2 separate regions of the Homo sapiens genome follow, and region 1 is linked to region 2. The links are chromatin loops, found by intact Hi-C in ENCODE. Cell type or tissue: PC-9. All regions are shown on one strand. Links, peaks and the distances in the headings refer to the core of each region. The heading gives the core; the rest is flanking DNA.

Region 1 (10,700 bases), core at 1,356-9,355, 96 kb before region 2:
GTTTCTCTAAGCATTTATAATGTAAGGATCTCTGGGCTCATTTTCATACTGCTGCTTTTTTAAATCTATAAAGGATACAATTTTTTTGATCTTAGGGAATTAGAAGAAGAAATTTATTCAAATAATTTTCAAAAAGAAAAAGTCTGAGGGAGAAGTGCTGCTTTGGGACAGGCACAGAGTGGGACGAGAATGGAGACTTCAGGCTCCATGTCCCCGCATGAAGCAGCTGTGGAGGCCCTGGGGGTTGGGACAGCTCAGCTCCTCTAAGTCCTGCACTTATTTCCTTGTTTCCTGGGGAGACACCTCACCTCCCAGCCCATTTTTAATTCTGTAAACTGGAGACAGGCCCCACCACAGGCATGTGAATATTACACAAGATACAAAAAGGGGAAGGTACAAAATTAGGTCACTCTGATAATTACTGTTCATCATGGTAACTAATATTCCCTGACACTTTACACTTTCCATGAATTTTTTTACACCTTCCCTCCTTTGATCAGAACACAAGTAAAGATGACACATAGGTCTGCCCACAGCACAGGGCATATGGCAGCTCTGCACATGATCTCACTTACTAGTCAGCACACCTGCTCCAGGAGTCAACAGCTGGGCCTGATAAACTCTGCTGACATCTGCAGAACCCTACAGATGCCAGGCTTTCAGGAATGGAATCCAGGATACAGTGACAATGTCCCAGAAAGAGTCAGACTGGACACTAATGAGCACCTGTCATTTATACCCTGTGGGCTAGATCTTCACTGTTCAATATGGTAGCCACCACCCACACTCAACTTTTTAAATTTAAATGTGAATTAACTAAAATTAAACTAAAATCAGTGCGCCGGTCCCACTAACTGCATTTCAAGTGCTTAACAGCTACGTGGGTCTGGTGGCTGGTGTATGAACAGCATCAGAAAAGAAATGCCTGTCTCCACAGGTGACTGGGCAGCACTGGTCCCGTTGCACCTTAACCCCCAGGTGTTCCTCTCTGTCTAGTTCCAGGGGTTATGAAGGAGACGTCCACACCCAGGAGGGTCCATTCCTCTGTAACCCTTTCCTGCTTGGCCTGGCATGTGGAAATGAGAAGCAAGCCTGCCCAGCATGGGTGGGTCCTGCGCGGCGGGGGCCTATCACCTACACTACCTGTGAGTCCCTCAGTGTCCACAGAGCAGGTCCCACCATCCCCTTCATAGTTTAGGAAAGAGATGTGGCTGAGCATGGAGGGCTGGCCGACGCAGCTCTGAGCACGGCTCCCTCATCTACCCTGGGCCTTGTTAAATTCTTAAGTGAGGCTCTCAACCCCGATGATCACTTCTGACCCCGATAGGCACACAGGAGACTGTGGGTTGACACTCTGTAGCCGAGGGGCATGTGGCTTCTTGAGAACAGAGGCGCATCCTGTGAGTGTTTCCAGGAACTGCTGGTGCACGGCCGGGAAGCAGGAGAGGCTCAGGCTGTGTGGCTTCTGGGTACGCAGCGCATGTGCTCCCTGGTTGGCTGTTGAAGTCCGGGTAAGATGCTTTCTATTGCTGTAGTTTAATTTCCCTAGTCATACCAGGCATCCATTTATTCCGAATTTCCCATAATGGATCCAGAATGTGTAAATGAGTTATTTGAGGGTCTGAGAAAAGCCATCTGTGTTGTAAAGATTACCCAAGTCACTACGGAAGTCACGCTGCCCTGACCGAAGAGGCTAGTGAAAGCCCGGTAACAGGCAGGGAGCACAAAACAGGAGTGGGCTTTTTTTTTTTTTTTAAACTTTCCCCAGAAGTCCAATGCCTCCTTCCAAAGGTAAGCTCCTGCTCTGCCCAGAGATGCAGCACCCGGGTAGACCCCAGCTCTGCCCAACATTACCAAGTGAGGCAGTGAGGCTAGGAGGCCTCCTGGAGGCCGCCAGGGCAGCTGTGGGGTCGTGGAGTTGCTCACCTGGCCTTAGGCATGCTATTTAATCCTCTGAACCTGAGTTTTCTTACGTGTGAAGTGAGGACAAAATCCTGCCCAGGGTTTTGGGACAGAATGTAGGAGATACAGGCACAGTCCTGCCGCACCAAAACGCTCAAGCAGATCTGTCATCTCTTTACCAGTGAGCGGGAGAGACCCGCAGAGCGCGGGGCTGCGTGAGCATTTGTGCCTGCCCCTTCCCCGGCGCCACCACCTCCGCACCCATGTGTCCATGGACTCACCTCACAGTGTCCCTACCTCGTACCTGCTTTGATCCAGAATCTGATCCCAGCTAACCCCAATCCAGGGCGGTTTCGCGGCCTCTGCTGCCGGGGTCCCGACCCGGCGCTGCCCAGGCTCACCGCTGTCCTCTCCAGCCTCTGCTCCACTGTCCCTGAGTCAGCTGGGTTCTCTCAGAGCCGCCTCGGTGGAGACTCAGATAGAAAGGGAGGCCCTGAGAGCCGGGAGCAGACCTCCACCCTGAACCGGGCAGCACAGGCCAAGGATCTGCACTGGAGATGGGACCAGCAAATCTCCTTTTCAGAGCTGTGCCCTAGAGTTCTGTTCCAGTTACCCCGTTCTCCCCAGTGGCTGCTCCAGGCTGGGCTCCCACACTGTGCGGTGGGCAAAGGCAACATCTTTGCCCTTATGTAAACGGCAGGACCTGGTTTACATGTATCAATAAAACAAGCCATTAAATAAAATGTATCCTGTCTTCCTGCCTTAGCAAATACCCCTTCAATTGTTCTAGAATTCATAGAATCCTAGGAATCATCCTGCTGGAATGTGGCTTTGCAAGGAGAGCCAGCTCCAGGCCAGGGCTGACCCCCTTTTCTGTTCTAAATAACCCCCTCCCTTTTGTTCTTTATAGCCCTTTCCTGCTTTGCCTAGCAGTGTGGAAAACGAGAAGCAAGCAGCACCCTGACCACATGTCCAAGCTCCATCTGCACCCCTTGGCAAGCCTCCACTTTAGGAGTGTCACAGCGTGCTCTGCTCCCAGGAGGTCTGGTCTGGGCAGAGGCCCTGGAGGTAGGCTCAGGAAGTTGAGACAGTTCTCTCCAGGCCGCCAGAGACTCTCCTAAATTGCTCTTCACTGAGCCTCCTGTTCCAACCCTTACTTCTTGTTATTGAGGTGTTCTGTCATGCACCTAAATGATATGGCTTTGTGGCTACTTCTTGATTCTGCCTTCTGGGTGTTACCTCTAGGCTTCCCACCACAGCAAACAAGACCCATGCTCTTTCTGTCACCCCTCCCACCCCTCATGTACTTCCCACATGGTTATATCACAAACTGGGGTAGAGGAGTATTCAGTGTCTACATGATTGTGATTGTATAAAGATCATTCACAGGTGAGCCATGTCATATGCACAATTATCTTGATATTTTAGGAGAAACATTTTAAAAATTTTGTTTTCTATAGAGTTAAAACTTATCTTGGCTTTTTATGTGCTTAGATTGCTATGAAATCACAACTAATTTATACTCTGAGTTCACTCACCTTGTTCAAAATAGGACTCAGCAAACAATGCCCTGCAAGTCAAATCTAGCTTGTTTATCTTTTTATAAATAAAGTTTTACTGGAACACAGCCACACCCATTAGTTTCTGTATTATCTATGGCTGCTTTCACTCCATATTATAATGACAGAGTTCAATGGTTGTAACAGAGACTATACGGCCTGCAAAGTCCGAAATGTTCACTATCTGGTCCTTCAAGAAAAATGTGCAAACTCTGGTATAAATCATTTACCTGTAACAGGTATTCCACCAACTGCATTTTCTTAACATCTCCCCAGGGTCTCTGTAGCCTGTTTCATTTAAAACTGCTCATCCTCTGGAACTGGAGCACAGCTGCCATCCTAGGGTCATTTTGTCATGCTGGGGATCCACTTTAACTCTCTCTCTCAAGTTTTACCTCCTTTTCTGGATCTCTCGTCTTCCTGTTTCTCAGTTTAGCCCCTTGTTTTGGTGGAGCACATCCTCCAAGCTCCAGAACAGCTTTCTCTGAAAGGACATGTGAAAGATAATTTTTCAAGATCTGCATGCTATACAGTATTTACTCTTGTGTTTATTGACAGTTTGGTTAGGGAAAGGATTATTGGTTAGAAATAATTTTCCCTCAGAATTTTGAAGACATTGTTTCATTATTTTCTACCATCCAATATTGTTGCTATATACCCAAAGCCACCCTGATTCCTGCTTTTTTTGCACTCCTCCCCACATTTTTAGACTTTCTTTCTAACTCTTGGGAATCATTTAGCTTCTTCTGTCAGTTCTGATTTCAGAACTCTTTGTTTACCCACCTCTTTTCCATCTTCTTTTTTTTTCTGCCACCCAGATAATTTTTTTCTCTTCCAACTTCCATTAGGTGTTCCAGTGTGCTACCATGTTTTTATTTTTTCCATGGGTTTATATGTGCTCTTTACTCTCTGTATGGCTCCTATCTCCTTCAGAAAACTTTGTTGACCTCTCCTATTAGATGCTGAATTGAGCATTTCCCATGTATTACCTTGTATCCTCTTTGTCCACCCTTCCTCCAGCCATTTGCTGGTGTTCACCTAAAGGAAGAAGCTGAGGCACAAAATATAACTTTAAGTAGTTTACTTGAGGCAAGATGCTCACAGCTGCCTAGAATACTGAGACCCTAGATATGTACTCCATTTTGTCTTTGTTACAAGCAGGTTTTTAAAGGCAAAGGGGTACAGGGAGTGGGAAGATACAAAGTTGTTTGTTGGGAGTTCTCACTGGTTTATGGAAATTACATTAATTAGTGATTGACTAGACATTGTTATTTGTATCATGAATTCCAGGAACATGAAGATCATGGGTGAGGTCACATTGTGAAACTTGCAGTAACATTTTAGGTCATTTATCAGCTAGTCTAGAAACTACAGGGAAGAAAAGAAAGAACTAAATGCCTTTAAATAATTGCCCCTGGCCATGGGTGCAGGGCTGACTGAAGTTTCCTACTCTCTGGGCCTGATAAATTTTGCATAACTCACATTCCTCAGACTGCTCTGAGCTATTTTTCTTTCTCACTGCATTGATTAACTTTGCAAAGTGTGGCCAGAAGAGTCCACTTCCCTGAACCCTGCACCTCTTGCTCTCCACATCAGGGTCAGGGGAGCCATATAAGTGTGGCTGACATCAGGGTCAGATGACACCACATAAGGGTCACCTGTGGAACTCACCTGGCATGCACACGTGTGCTACCTCATAGCACATGGACATGGCACCACAGGGGCATTCTTGACGATTTGGGGTATGGGGGTGGTGGGGACATGATATAGTTTGAATATGTCTCTACCGAAATCTCATGTTGAAATATAACCCTCAATGCTGGAGGTGGGGCCTGGTGGGAGGTGATTGGATCCTGGGGGTGGATTTCTCATGAATGGTTTAGCACCATCTCGTTGGTGCTGTTCTAGTGACAGTGAGTGAGTTCTTGTGAGATTTGGTTGTTTAAAAGTGTGTGGCACCTCCCCCTTGTTTTCTTGCTCCTCCTTTCCTCATGTGATGAGTCTGCTTCCTGTTTGCTTTCCACCATGATTGTAAGTTTCCAGAAGCCTCCCCAGAAGCCAAGTAGATATTGACACCACACTTCCTGTACAGCCTGCAGAAATATGAGCCAATTAAACTTCTCTTCTTCATAAATTACCCTGTATCAGGTATTTGTTATAGCAATGCAAGAATGGCATAACACAGGATGTCAGCTTTAAATAATGAGATTCAGAGAATGTGATTAAGTATTGCAAACCAAAAATAAAATCCTAAGCCACCCAACCTGTTGGAGGCATTTAAGCCAGACTGATTCCATCTTGAATAAGGGCTAGGTACAGTAAGGATGAGACCTGCTGTGCTGCATTCCCAGGAGATTAGGCATTCTTAGTCACAGGATCAAACAGAAGGCTGGCACAAGATACAGGTCACGAAGACCCTGCTGATAAAACAGGTTGTGGTAAAGAAGCCTGCCGAAACCCATCCAAACCAAGATGGCAACGAAAGTGACCTCTGGTCCTCCTCACTGCTCATTATATGCTAATTATAATGCCTTAGAATGCTAGGAGACACTCCCACCAGTGCCACGACAGTTTATAAATGCCATGACAATGTCCAGAAGCTACCCTGTATGGTCTAAAAAGGGGAGGGAACCTCAGTTCCAGGAAATCTCTGCCTCTTTCCCAGAAAACTTATGAATAACCCACCCCTGTTTATCATATGATCAAGAAATAACTATAAGTATGTTCAGTAGAGCAGCCCATGCCCTACACTGCCTATGGAGTAGCCATTCTTTTATTCCTTTACTTTATTAATAAACTTGATTTCACTTTACTCTTTGGACTCACCCAAAATTCTTTCTTGCATAAGGCCAGAAACTCTCTTTTGGGGTCTGGATCGGGACCCCTTTCTGGTAACAAACTGACTGAATAGATTCCCCCATCTTGGCCACAGGAAACTTAGAGAATTGTGAAAAGCTGAATTCCAGACCATGCTGGAAAGTGATGTGAGACACACCTCATTATACCCATCCTTTAAAGGTTTAGGGACAAGGGACCAGCATTAGCATTAAAATAGAGACCACAGACTCAAAAAACAGACCCTTTGTGGCAAAAAGGTGCCAAATTCCAACCTGACTCTGGTATCAATCACAAGTCAGAAGCAGACCCTGAAGGAAATAAAAATATTTTATCCCAGAATATATTTCTTTGACATGTTTTGAAATGGTCCTGAAAAGCTGTCTTTTGTGGGAGAAATTTGCATCTGCAGTGAATCTCCATGAGTATAATCAGGCATTTCCTAGATCTAGCAGAGAGTAACAACAAGTCTGATACCTTTTAAGATCTGGAAGGAGACATTTATCATCCATTCCTTCTGAAGCCAGTTACCTGGAGGCTTCATCTACATAACAAGAACCTTGGTCTCTGCAACTCCCCTTTATCTTAACTCAAGCACTTCTTTCTGATGACTTCGAGTCTTTAGACAAAGCTTAACTCTTCAAACCAATTGTCAATCAGAAGATCTTTGAATCTACTTATGACCTGTAAACCCACCTTCCCCAAGATATCCCACCTCTTTAGGTGGAATCAATATACACCTTTATGATTTTACCTACAACTCCTATCTCCCTAAAATGTATAAAACCAAACTGTAACCCAGCTGCCTTGGGAACACTTTCTCAAGATCTGTTGAGACTGTTTCCCAAGCCATGGTCACTCATACTGGCTCAGAATAAACCTCTTTAAATATCTTACAGAGGTGTTTTTTGTTTTTTTGTGTTTTTTTTTTTTGGCTTTTTTCTTCATTCCATCCAGAGTATAGAGTTTATATGAGCACAAAGCTTGAGGGTGGCCACCCAGGAAAGCACTGACTCCAGATGAAAGGGGGTCAACATTTCCAGAGTGGGAAAGTTATGGTTTCATTTACATAGGCAGAGACAGAAAAGTTCCAACAGAATCACAACAGTTTCCTTACAAGACCAGGTGCAGGTGCCACAGCTATTTGGTTGGTTACAGATTACTTTATTATTCCATGAGGAGGGGTGGTGATCTGAGGGGGTCTTTTCTCTGGTGCACTTTGGTCTTAATCATTTATAGAAAAAAGGCAGAAGTCACAGCTGCTTGCACATGACTCAAGTTGCATAGCCACGTTCCCTCAAGGTCAGGATAAGTTAAAGTTCAAACTTTCATACATTTGAATTATTTTAAGTTTGAATTTTTGAATTTAACCAAGAGGACTCCTTTCTTCTATATCTTGTGTGGAAAATTTTGAGGGGTATTCCACATGACCTCCCAGAGGAAGCCCAGCAAGAGTGAACCCCAGTTGCCCACAGTGGCGACCTGCTCAAGGCACAAGCTTGAATTGTCTTTATTCCTTTGCCTGCTTTGCTTCTTCCAGTTTTTATTCCTATTCTCTAGGGTCATGCTCCCTGAATAAATTCTCCTCCACCAAACTATTTTCTCAGCATCTGATTTCCTGCCTGGAACTCAAACTAAAGCAATAGGTATCTGCATTTTTTAAGCGAACTTGCTATGTAATACTAAGAGTTCTATATTAAATTAAGGTTTCCTCCCAAAACCAAGTTTGGGAGGATAGCAAGTGGTGGGGATGTAGAGTTAGAAGTAGTCTGGCCAGGCCTCAGCCTGTTGTCCCCAAGGAAGACAAAGGGAAGCCCCAATTCCTTACTCCATTGTTGCAAGTTACTGTCATGGAGGGAAATGTCTCCTCATGAGCATGTGTATTAAAATAGAGACAGCTGCAGCAATGGTGATGCTGAATTCCATTCCTTTTTTATTATTGACTTCAGGCCCTAATAAAGCCCATTTGAACAGAATGAGTAGAGAACAGAATTAAATGGAGAAGGATAAGCCAGCTTCAAACTGAACATTGTTAGTTCTTCCATGATTTGCAAAATACATCTAGGTTCTAAAACATCTGTGGAAATGACAATCAGTAATTTTCATTTAAATAGAGGAAAAAAAACCTTCAAATGATAAAGGAAAGTGGATTAGACTGTTTTCTCAACTATGTCATGCTAACTTTAAACACAGATTAAAGGGGAAAATGTCTTCCAAATTAAGCTAATATTTCAAATTGCATCTTTAATGTCATCTTGTAAATATATCTCTCTTCAGTGGGTATCAGTTTGAACTGAAAAGTAGATGTCTTTGTTCCTCAACTATTAGTTTGGTTATTTTATCCCCTGCAAGGATGTTTGGATTGCACTTGGTTACAAGTGACATAAAACCTGAGACAATGACCTGAACAATAACAACACAAAAGGTTGTTTCTCTTCACCTGACAAGTCCGAGGTAGGCAGCTGTTGCCATTGGTTCAGTGGCTTGACAACATGAAAGCAGGTGGTATTCATACTCTCTTGACCCTTCTTTCACATTTGCAAAATGGCTGCTGCAGCTCCAGTCATCATAACCATATTCAAGGTAAAAGAAAGAGGGCCAGGGAGGGGGTGGTGTCCAGTGTGTATGCTTCCTTTTACTCAGAAAGCAGAACAATTTTGAGATGCTCCACAAAAGAATTCCTTTGACTTTCATTGATCAGAACTGGGTCAATGTAGAGTAAATGCACCTGATAGCAATAATTTAAGTTACACGGGGAAATGACCCAGTATAGCAGATGCACCTGAATGTGTGTTCTGAGCTAGGGAACCTCGATGTGGCCAACCCGGTGATTAGTTCCTTGTCTGTGAGAAACATCTGAACCCCTGGCCTGTCTCATGGAACATGGGCCATACAGAGGATTGAGGCCCCAAGTTTTGGATTGGATGAAAGTTGTCAGCTGGAGGTCGATAAGGTGAGGGTATTAATTGAAAATGCTATATAAATTGCATGCTGTTTGCAAGCAGTTGTGGCTTTACTGCCCAGCCTGCTGCCACTGGACAATTTCTGCATGTAAGGCAGTTTTCCTGTCCCATCCACAGCCACTAGACTCTCTCCTGTATGTAGCCCCTAATAAAACCCCATGTCTCATTTGCTGGCTCTGGATCTCTTCTTCAGCCTCTTGAACCTGGTGCTTTCCCTACTGAGGTTAATAGGGATTCTGCACAACAATCACCTGACCCCAGCTGCCAGGGAAGCTGGGAACTCTAGAAGTGGATTGGCTGGGGCTCCATTAATAAACTTCAATAAGACTGTGCTGCTGCTGGCAAGAATGACAAGGGATGGGTGTTAGCTTAATGGTTTGGGTCCCTAGAAGCAGAGTCTGAGATGAGGATTCTTGAGAAGCAATTTATTGGGGGAGAGCTCTCCAGAGAAGAGCATAAAGAACAAAGCAATCAGGATGGGGCAAGCATCATGTGATTTCTTCAGAAGTCTAGCCTCTGTCTGTATGGAGGACCATATTCTTTAATGCCTCTGCCATTGAGAGGTGAGGTATATGGCCCCTCCTCTTGGACCTGGGTGGCCTGGGACTACGTTTTTATTTCTAAGTTGTATTTTAGGTTCAGCGGGTACATGTGCAGGTTTTTTACATGGGTAAATTGCATGTTACTGGGGTTTGGTGTACAAATGATTTCATCACTCAGGTACTGAGCACAGTACCTGACAGGTAGTTTTTTGACCCTCACCCTCCTCCCTCCTTTCCTCAAATAAGCCCCAGTGTCTACCGTTGCCCTCTTTGTGTCCAGGTTTAGCTCCCACTTTATAAGTGAGAACATGTGGTATTTGCTTTTGTTTCCCTGGTTAATTTGCTTAGAATAATGGCCTCTAGCTGCATCAGTGTTGCTGCAAAGGACACAATTTCATTCTTTTGTATGGCTGTGTAGTATTCCATCGTGTATGTGTACCACATTTTCCTTATTTGGTCCTCTATTTATGGGCATATAGGTTGCTTCCACGTCTTTGCTATTGTGAATAGCACTGTGATGAACATATGTATACACGTGCTTTATGGTAGAACTATTTATATTTCTTTGGGTATATATCCAGCAATGAGATTGCTGGGTCGAATGGTAATTCTGTTTGAAGTTCTTTGAGAAATCTCTAAACTTATTTTCACAATAGCTGAACTAATTTACATTCTCACCAGCAGTGTATAAGCATTCCCTTTTCACCATAGCCTTGCCAACATCTGTTATTTTTGACTTTTTCATAATATCCATTCTGTCTGGTGTGAGATGGTATTTCATTGTGGTTTTGATTTGCATTTCCACATTGTCCTTTGCCCATTTTTAATGGGATTGTTTGCTTTTTGTTGATTTAAGTTTTTAATAGATTCTGGATATTAGACCTTTGTCAGAGGCATAG
Region 2 (10,700 bases), core at 1,909-9,908:
GGAGGCTCTAAGGAGTGGCCAGAATCCGGATCTGTGCTGAAAGGCGAGGCTCTAAATTTGCTCTTAGGCTGGCTGTGAGTGTGGAAGAGGAGACGCATAGCCTATCATTCCAACATTTCACCCTGAGACACTGCAAGGATAAAAAACGTAAAAAAAAAAAAAAAAAAAAAAAACAAAAAAAACAAATAACAAAAAAAAACCCAAAGAAGCAAATATTTAATACAAAAACTCAGTCTGCAACCAAAATACCAAGATAGGCTTTGGTCTCCAGAAACCTCTCTGGAGGGCACGGAGTTGTCACTGTGTGATTTCCTTGAGGAGATGGAATGAAGATATCATCCACCAGAAGTCAATTCCGTGTTGGCTGGGGGTAGCCAGGAGGCTGGAGGCCTTAGGAGAGCCTGACCAACTGGACAGATCCCCAGGGGTGGTAGTGCTGCCCTTCTAACCTAGGAAATTAGCTCCAAGGCAAGAAGCTAGCTCACATAATGGCTTGACTGCTGAATTCACCCTAATTGTTTTATCTATTAATTGCTTAATTAACTTGTTAAATGGGAATAAATGTGTGGTTAGTTTGCAAAAAGTGTTTTGTACTTCTTGGTTACCTCTTCCCATTGACTTCCTCACACTGGGAGCAATTGCATGTAATAATTGCTAGTTGGCTCAAGTACAACAAAAACATTGCAGGAACTTCAAGTAAGGTGAGAACTGAGCATTCAGCTCTGTATTTTGCAGTGTGGCCATCAATAGTAACCTTGAAATGGGCAGTTTTGGTTGAGTGGAGGGCATGGACACTCAATTGGAGTAGAATGAGGAGAAAACAGGAGTAGGTTGGGTAGAGGTGGAGGAGGGTACAGGGTGAGGCCTGTAGTGAACCCAAGGGGCCCCTGTGGTAGTCATGGGCAAAAGAAGTTAACACTGCCAAATCTTTAGACTTTTTTCTGAAGTTACAAACTTCTCATAAAAAATAGGTTTTTATGATAAATGAGTTGGTCATAAATCAAAATTTTTTTAACAGTATGGCCAGTGGCCTCAGGACCAACATTGCCACTGAGACTTCACTTCTCCAGGATCAACTCACCTCACCCACTAGGTATCATGGACGTCTTCACTTCCAACATTCCTGAAGAGGATTCGCCTCAATAGTCTTACCAGAAAATGGGCATGGTGCTATGACCTGGCCTCCCCAGTTCATCTACAGCAGGATTTCTGTCTTTGCTCCAATACTGAAAATTTCCATTAACACAACCTTTGCTTATTTCAGCTTATATCATTTAGATTTCTGTTTAGCCAAATCTATCCTGCCCTGCATGTGTACAACTAATTTTTTTTAAATTTTGGTGTGGGGGACTTTTTCTGCAACTATTAAATTATGTTAAGATAAGAGGTGGTAAGGATGTGGGCTGCTTTGAATCCAGATGATAGAAGTTTCCCTGTTTTGTTTGCTAATGACAAGGTCTCGGGGGTGGGCAGCATGAGTGGCTGCAGTGAGTGGAGGGCAAGGCTTTGTTATGGAGGCGCGAAGGAGCTGCGAGGCTAGGGCACTGGACAGAGCCTCTGCGTGGTCTTCCATGTGGAGGACTGGATGGTCAGGGAAGCTGAAACCTCCAAGGAATAAAGGAAAACGGCCACAGGGGTCTATACCCAACTGTCTAAAGAGGGGCAGCAGGTGGTATGGCTCACGTCATGAGCCTCGGGGCTGGGATTTTAAGGAGGGAGAGTGGTGTGGAAGTGGCAATGAGGAGAGAGAAGAGCCATTGCACCCCAAGTTCAGGCCACATGCTAAGAGGCCTGCAGGGGAGACACATTCAGCACAAGAAGCTGCAGAGGAGCAACGTGCTCAGGAGGAGGTGGGAGGAGAGGGGCGCAGACTTCACCTCTAGGACAGCCCCTAGGACCAAGGGGACCCGGTCCTGTGTGTGTCTGCACATGCACTTCTTACACTCTCTGGAGTTGTTTTCCTCACCTCCTCAGCAGGCATGGAGTGTGTGTCTCGTGGTTTCCACGTGGGGGCAAAGGAGGAGCATCTATGCATGGGTCCAGCCCAGTGCCTGGGCTCTGAGGGAAGGCTGCCCACATTTGAACATGCATTTAAATGTCAGTCTAAAGAGTGAAATGCTTCAGATGAAAATGATAGTTTAAAATAGCCAGTGACTCCAACAACCCAGTAAGTTACTGGAACTTGGGGCTTAGTTGGGAAAATCAATTCACACAGAGTGGAAAGGAATAAGAAGTCCCCATTTTCCCGCCCTGCAGGGCCCTCACCAGGGGCCAGCAGGCAAACAGCACCATGGAAAGAAGCCAGCAGGCGGGGAAAGATCTCCTGGGGACACCCAGATTCCAGCTTTTTCAAGGTACCACTAATGAGCTGCAGCCCCAGGCAATCCTTGTGGGTGTCAGGGCTGCCACCCTGCCTGCTGTCCAACCAGGGTTTTGTGCTGCATGATTTATGAGGCCCTGTCTCCATGCTTCCGGGTGGTTATAAGGATGATGATTCCCCTGTTCTGGCAGAACATGGTGGACCAGCTTCTGAGGCTTCAGCTACATGGGCCCTCAGTGTCTGCATCTCTCTGTGGAAGCTGCTCTTGCATTTCACAAGGCCTTTGCAAAGGGCAGGGCGTTCATCTTACCTGGGCTTGACCTGTAGATGAGGTGGGGGGAAAGACACAGCATCTGAACACACCTTGGGAGCCTCAGAAGCCTCATGCTGCAGCCTTTGCCTGCATGGCTTCAGGTGGAACAGGGAGCACACTCCAGGCTGACTCGTGTAGCTGGACAGTCCTTGGTGGCATGGGGGCTCAAAGCCACCCAAGAAAGCACAATGGTTATGAAAAATGCTTCTCATGCCTGCAGATGCAGAACTGCCTGGAGGCCAGAATTTCATTTTCTTTGCTGAATGGTCCCAGATGGATATTCTTTTTAGAAGGTCTGAAAGGATTGAAATTTCTGGCATTCAAAATTGTATAGATCCAGAGTTCAGCTAAAACTCTTAAATCTCACTGACCTCTTTCGAACATCAGGCTTTGCAAGATTGAGTGTTGGTTAGAAATAAAGCATTTTATTGTTCTGCATTATTTAGAGTTTCTTGAAATGTACAAAAAGTTATTTAGTTTGAGCTTTGCTGCTACAAACTTGGAATTTCCATACGTTTGAATTAAGGAGTCACTAGTATCCTTCTACCCCTCCAAAGAAAACCTGTCACTCATTCCCAGCCTCCTCTTTCCTTCTGCTTGTGACTAAATTTAAAGGGCTTAAGTGTCCTCATAATTTTGGGTAAAAAAGCAAGTGAATATTATCACTAAAGTTCTATTTTCTGCAACCAGTGGAAACCAACTGCTTAACTTTAACTGCAATATCTAAGCAACAAATAGGGTCTATGAAAAGGTGAGTGGACACCTCATGAGTTCCAGGAAGGACTGAGCACCCCAGCAGTGAGGTGTGAAACAACCAGAAAGCTCAGCAGAGAAAGGAAACCCTTCCCTCCAAATGCTGCCATCAGCTTAGCTATGCTCCAGCCACCCCAGTGCCTGCCTCAGTTAGTTCTTCATATTAAAATTTCTGCTGAACAGGATATGATAGGCCAAGTTCAGGTCACATGACTAGCCTAGAATCAAGCACAGATGACTGCAGGGCAAGAGTCACACTGTGCCAGCCAGGCTGCTGGGGCTATCCCTGCAAATAGTTGAGGATTCCAGGGAGAGGCGCGTGAGATGGTGAGTCCATATTATTGTGCTGAGGATGGAGCTCAAGCCAGGTTGCTCTGTCTGGCAAAATGGAACTTTAGGGTTGATACCCAGTTGAAGGAAAAGGCAGGCTCTGGAGCCCAGGGCTGTGCTCTGTGCCTGCCACCACGCTTTGCTCAAAAGTCCACTGAGCAAGTGCAGTCCTGTGAGGAAAGGAGAATTCAGGTACCTGTGGAGCAGAACTTGTTCTGACCAGGTCGCCAAGTGCCAGTGGTCACTCAGTTCTCAATTTATTTGAATCCTTTGTAACAGAAAACATGATGGAGCATCCCTATCTAAGGTTCCAGAATTTCTTTAATTCTTTACATCCTCCACCCCACTTGATTGTCTTTCTCTGCCTCTTTAGGATCCTTTCTCATACATTCCCAGCATCCCTTTCACATCAGAAACTCAAGACCTCAAAGTTGGGTGAAAAAATCATTTCTCTCCAGCATGCTTGGAGTCAGGATTTGTTCACTATACATAGCCAATACATAATAGAAAAACTTAGCTGGGATGCATGTTGACCACAAAAACTCATAGTTCAGATAAGCTTTGTTCAGATTCCAAAATTCAAATTTTCCAAGAAAGAGAATCTGATAGACTCAGCTTGGGCCATGTGGCCCTCCCTGGGTCAGTTAACTACCAGTTGGGGTCCTGCATGATGTCGCCATGACTGCCCACCTTGGGAGCCCAGTGGAGGCATTGCTGAAAGAGGGAGGGACTGCTGTGAGCCAGGAGGTCCCCAAGAGCCTCCCTAGAGGGTGAGGGCACAATCAGGGCCCTATGCAGATTTCCCCCTTACAAACTACCCACTCCTCAAGCAGGGGACTCCACATTTTTATTACATAAATAGTCCTTTGTTGCTACAACAAGTTGGCTTTGAAGGTGGGAAAGGTGGAGGATGAAGTTGTGAAGAAACTTTTCCCTGATCAATGAACAGGCCGTCTTCTCAAATATGTATTTTCTCTTGGATACTCTTGAGCTTTTATTCACTCTGCTTCTCTGTGCTCTGCAGGGCCCCCTCCAGAGGATGGCCAGGAGGTCTGAGGGGAACCACTAGAGTTTGAGAAATGTTGTCTTATAAGCCACTCATTTAAAGACGAAAGCTCCTCTGATTAGCACTGCTTCTGCTTCCACTCCAGGTAAGGTACCTCCCTTATTTTTGGAAATAGTGTCCCCAAACCCCTACAATAGCATAGTTCCAAGGAAAACTATCGTTCATAATTCACTCATCTCCCACTCCTGCCTTCCATTCATTTCAGAGCTGGGCAAGTGAGCCATGCTGTGTCAGTCTGAGTGATTCCACAGAATTTTAAAACTTGGAAGTTCAAATTCATTTTTGGTAGCAATGCTTGGATGATATGAGCCCTGAGAGGCCCTCAATCACATTTCCATACTGTGGAGAAGCAGGTCTGAGAGTACTGCTGAAGTGCAGAGAAAGCAAGAAGTAAGAGACAGAAAGAGTAAGAGGCCTGACAGTAATGGATTTCTGGACCCAGCTATCCCTGATGCCTTCTTCTGTCTCTTTCCTTACTACGGTTTGGAGACATAAACCAATATTTCCCTATTTTTATCCCAAGCTAGTCTGCAACTTGTAACCAAAAAGTTCTGTGGCAGAAACAATAAATGGTGAAACTAGATAATCCCAAGTGATAGTTTCCAAAAGGGGAGAACGAAGTCACAAAGGGAAGGAAGAAAAATGTTAAGGAGTATCGTAGGTCCCTCCAGCTCCTATTTTGGTAGAGAAGCCACTGGTTCACTAGGGTGCAGATATGGCCGGTGGCCTATCAACATGCCCCAACCCAGTGCTGCCAACCGAAAGCTTCCAGCCCTAAGCCTGCCTTCTCTCCACCTGAAAAGCTCCCAGATCTTCTCTGCACACACATGCCAGAGTGGCTGGAAGTGCCAGGGAGTTAACATCTGGAAGCAGCAGTGGACAATCCCAGCTCCCACACACCTCTGTCAGCATGACTGCACATATCCACATATTGTCCGAGTTCCCTACTGGGATTAGCCCTATCTCCTATACTCAGTCACCTGCTTGATAATGTACCTTTCATTGGATCTCTTCCCTCCTCTGTCTCACTACCCTGCTAGTGTTTCCACAGGTAACATTGAACTCACAATCTTTGCCTCAGTATCTCTTTCTGGGGAAATCCAAGTTAAGACAACAGATAACAGGTTTTTCTCTTGGGACTTCAACTCTCGCCAACAAGTAGAGGAATAAAGATAGCTACAAATTCGTTGATATTCCTTCCACTGAAAGGTGGGGTCTATGTTATTCTGCCCTTGAATCTGGGGAGACTCTGGGATTGCTTTGAACAATAAAATATGGTGGAAGTGGCACTGTGCTGGATCTGAAAACTCTCCCCTAAATCCAACAGCCAGGCCGTGAGAAAGCCCGAGGTGGTCACTTCAAGAGGCTGCATGGAAAGAGAGATCTGTTGGCCAGCTCCTGCCAGTCAGCCATCTCAGCTGGACATCTGACATGGGACAGAAGAAGCCACCTTGAACTTCCAGCCCACTGAGCCTTAAGATGCTTCTTCTCTTAGCCAATATGTAAATGCAATAACCTGAGAGACCCCACATGAGAATTCATCAGTTGAACCCAATCATGAGAGATAATAAATTATTATTTGAAGCCACTAAACTGGAGAGTAATTTGTTACATAAAAAATGAATAATAAGAACACTGGACAATCTTGGATTTTTGAAAAAGACATTTCAAAGTTTTCTCATTTTTTTTGTACTGCTGCTTTTGAGTTTTAATAAGATGCCATAAGAAACAAACTGGTTCAAATGGGGCCATCGGAGTGCAGATAGAAAAGAGTAAGATTATGGTGCAGACAGTGTTCCTCAGGTCATGACCATGGATGCAAAGATACTTGGACCTGACACCTGTCCACCTTGCTGAGTCATGGGGCTGGATTCTGTGCCTCAGAGTGTAAGCAAAGGTTCAGCAATCATGACATGACTCGATTTTTGGCATTGGTTGCAAGCCAACAGTCACTCAAGGCAAAATAAATATGCAAAGTTCAAAGGGATCGCATTACAGGAAAATCCCCATGCCTGTGATGGCCCAATCTGAGTCCAGCTTCAGGGCTGGCACCAGCACAGATGGGACCTGGGCTCTCACTGAGATGCTCTGTGGTTTTATCCTGGCTTCATAGTTGTATGCAATAGCTAATGACTGGGGAATGTAAACAAACAAACAAAAATGTGTTCTGGAAAGCTCACTGAATCTTGAAGGAGACAGGGGAGCCAGGCTAGGAAGCAGTGCAGCCATCAGCAGCCCAAAAACTGGCCTGGTAGAAGTACCTCTGTTTCAGCTGCTGGCTGAAGATGCACCTCTGACACTGAACACTGGGTGCTTTCCTTAGAAACTCTGCTGCGGATCCCCACAGAACCCAGGGCCAGCTGCCCAGGACCACCATCATCACAGAATGGGTTCCCAGCAGCCATGGCCACCTCATATCACAGGTGTCTTGTAAGCTGAGGGCAGGTGCCTGATTGGCAGAGGCAGGTCATGTTGACTAGGCCCCAGCTGCAAGGGAGGCTGGGAACGCACTATCCGGGCTTTTCCATTTACATAATGGGGGCCAGATTCTGCCACAGTGGGTAGAGGATCCCCAAAATATAGGAAGGTGGTTCAGATTCCAGGCACCCGGAAAGAAAAACAAATTCCGGCCAGGCACGGTGGCTCACTCCTGTAATCCCAGCACTTTGGGAGGCCGAGGTGGGCGGATCATGAGGTCAGGAGTTCAAGACCAGCCTGGCCAACATGGTGAAACCCCGTCTCTACTAAAAATACAAAAATTAGCCTGGCCTGGTGGCGGGTGCCTGTAATCCCAGCTACTCAGGAGGCTGAGGCAGGAGAATCACTTGAACCCGGGAGGCGGAGGTTGCAGTGAGCCAAGATCATGCCACTGCATTCCAGCCTGGGCAACGAGAGCAAAACCCTGTCTCAAAAAAAAAAAAAAAAAAGAAAGAAAGAAAGAGAAAAAGAAAAAACAAATTCCACCATGAGTCCTCAACATGTGAGGTCTGCCTAATTCTGCTCTCAGCTCTAAAGGCCATGAGACAAAGGGAATCTTCCAGAGGGCAGAGCTACTTAGCAAGGAGCATACAAAATCAATCTTTTATCAACCTCACCCTCCCTGCATGAGAATGTATGGTAAACATACCCTGGAATGATGTTTCTTTTTTCTTTTCTAAAGAAAGGTTTCCATCACACTCAATTGCACTGAATCTGAAAGAGCAAACTTCAATGTGGCTCACATTCCTAGTTCTAGTCAACCAAGAGTCCGCAGTTGCACTCTTGTACTTGCTGCAGCGTGGTTCTGTGAACCAAAAAATTCCCCTTTTTAAGTAAGTCAGATTTTATTATATTTCTGTCACTTGCAATTTAATTAATTATGATTCTGAGACTAAGTAATGTTACCCTGGGCACAGTTGCTCCGTACCTGCCAGCACCCTGATTAAACCAAGGAGGTTTCAGAGTTGATGTGTCAGTTAGTTTTTGTGGCATAACAAACCACTTAACAATGTGGCAACTTCAAACAGTACACATTTATTATTGGTCATGATTCTGTGTGTTACTGGGCAACTCTGCAGAACTGTCTAGGGTTGGTTGATCTTAGTTGGGTTTGTTCATGTGTCTGAGGTCTACTGAAAAGGTTGGTTGGAATTTGGCTGGTCCAAGATGACCTCAGTCACATGACTGGTGGTTGGTTGGCTGTCATGTGAGATGATGGGAGCAATTGGGCCTCATTCTCCAGCAGGCTAACCTGGCTTTATTCACACAGTGGTTTAGTTGATTTCTAAAAGGGGTTGTGGAACTTCTTGTAACTGGCACCTGTCACTTCCTCTGACTTCTATTGGCCAAACCTGGTCAAACTCAGGGTCAATGAAGAGGGAAACTGATCCTGCCTTTTGATGAGTGGAGGTGCATAGAACTGTGACCATTTTTCCATCTACCACAACTGAAGAAAATAAAACAAATGAAATACTTTCAGTTTCCACTGGGGACACACGGCTCCCTGAAAATCTTTAGAAGCTTTTCTCAGGAGGCCCCAAAGAAGAGATTTTCCTTCTTGCCTCCAATCATTGGATGATTTTTAATATAAAATCCTTGCCCCAAACCCAGAAATCATGAACTCCATTTCCCTAGTATGAAGTGTGATAAGGACTATTACACTTATACCTAAATTACCCAACAACAACAACAACAACAAAAAATGGGAAGTAAACAAGGAAGAAAGGAAAGGTGGAAGGAAGTCAGGCCAGCCTGAGCTGGGTTGGCAAGATGGAAACAGAAACAAATATTGAAAAGGACTTCCTCAAATTGTATAAAGTTTGAGATGTTCATTATAATCTTCCTTTCACCTGATGAAATCACTCAAGTATATGCATGAGGGAAAGCATGCACTTGGTTAAAAGGAAGTGGGTTCTGGGGAATGAAGCCCAAATCCGACGCGTGAAAACAGAGACTTTAACCCCAGCTAACGCACTGGAAATTTGCTTTTTCCACCTTTATACACATCTATTTGAGGTGCTAACAAAAAACCATGAGATCTGTGGAGGAAAAGTTGAGAACTTTATTTTTTATTAAATAGAAAACAATCTAGGTATCGGGAAGACACAGGCTTTGGTGGAAAACAAAAGCACATTCTGGAGAACAAAGAAAGGGTCTGGCTTAAATAAAGAAAATTCCTGTCACAGTCTTCAATCAGGTCTGTATATGTAAATGAATGATTTGAACACATTCAATTCTGATTGGTTGAAAATAACAGTCTTGACTGGGTACTTTCTAAACCCCAAACCATAAGTGTCTATTGGATGCCCTTTCAGGCTGGTTGGAGGAGATTTCCAGCCATGGTGCCTCAGCTCCCTTTACAAGAACTGTCTTAGCTCAGAGGCACAGACAGCATGTTTGTTTGGAACTGCCCTCTTCAGAAACAAAAGGCACGTGACCACCCTTCTCTAACTATGGCCATTGGGTTTCCATTATTTTAATTTGGGTGTTTCTACTAGCCATAGAGAGTCCTCTTCTCTGGAGAGTTTGGGATCTTATTAACAGTTTCATTTCACATTGGTCAGTTCTATCAAATTATGTGAAAGGCTGATTATAGGACTACAGCTGAATAAAGCACCCATAGGAAATTTTCCTGCCTCCGGGGTTACCCAAAAGCTTTTCCTGGTGGTGTGCTCAGGTGGTCCAGCTGAGAAGTGCATCTCCCTGGGAAACTCATCACAAGCCAAGTGCAACCCAAACTCCCCACCACCCAGAGCGTTCAAGAGCTTTAGTTGTAAGAAAACGCACTAATGAAAAACATCAATCCTGATTTTTCTCTAGATTCCTTAAAACCCTGGATTAAGTGAGAACACAGAAAACCAATAATCGTATTAATTTCCAAACACAGCAAATTCCATCTCCCCATCCTCTAGTTCTCTATTTTTGCTGCTTGGTGTTATGGCCTATATTAAAATATTTTATGAGATTTAGCCTTTACAACTTGCATAAGAATGTAGTTAATGCTGCGCCCTACATCGAAGAGTGTCTTCTTTATGAAGACTCAAAGGAAAACTCTCTCTGAATTTCTTACCAGAAATAGCTCTGCTTTCCCTAAGCAACTGTTTAGTTTATTTCTCATGGACTCTGAGGCCTATTGCGTTGATATTGTTCCTACTGTGTTGCTTATTGGAAAGCTTAGAGGTGAATATTTAGCCCATTTCTAGTAATTGAGTAGGACCTCGAGCCATCTGTGAATGAAACTCAGCCCTGGTTTTAGCTCCATCTTTCCTACCCCATTGTCTGTTTGTCTAGATGTCTTCACTTTGTTAAAAATATATTTAATTTTGACAGATTTTTAAACTCTGCCTCAAATCATTAGAATAAAGCTGAGTAGAAGTGATGTTTTATGGTGATGAAAAAATCCTTGGGTAAAAACATGAGTTACCATTATATCCCATATC

What was found. Hi-C counts contacts between places; a loop is a spot of excess contacts. Peaks named below come from ENCODE experiments on the same cell type or tissue, not always from the same donor. Only the 100,000 strongest peaks of a DNase experiment are listed, where the experiment ranks them.
Region 1: it touches region 2 in a loop (16-fold over the local background); 2 of 110 quality-filtered maps call a loop at or near these places.

What each region holds. Positions count from the first base shown.
Region 1 is chr20:24,126,641-24,137,340 of GRCh38, reverse strand. No RefSeq gene overlaps it. Among named protein-coding and RNA genes, the nearest start is that of WAKMAR1, 20 kb to the right of the region's middle. In PC-9, for the core only: no CTCF peak of the experiment used is centred there; DNase peaks (open chromatin) are centred at 2,790, 4,910 and 5,770; H3K4me3 peaks cover 1,329 bases; H3K27ac peaks cover 5,703 bases.
Region 2 is chr20:24,031,065-24,041,764 of GRCh38, reverse strand. No RefSeq gene overlaps it. Among named protein-coding and RNA genes, the nearest start is that of GGTLC1, 48 kb to the right of the region's middle. RefSeq lists an enhancer at 6,579-6,873. In PC-9, for the core only: no CTCF peak of the experiment used is centred there; DNase peaks (open chromatin) are centred at 2,444 and 6,774; H3K27ac peaks cover 1,147 bases.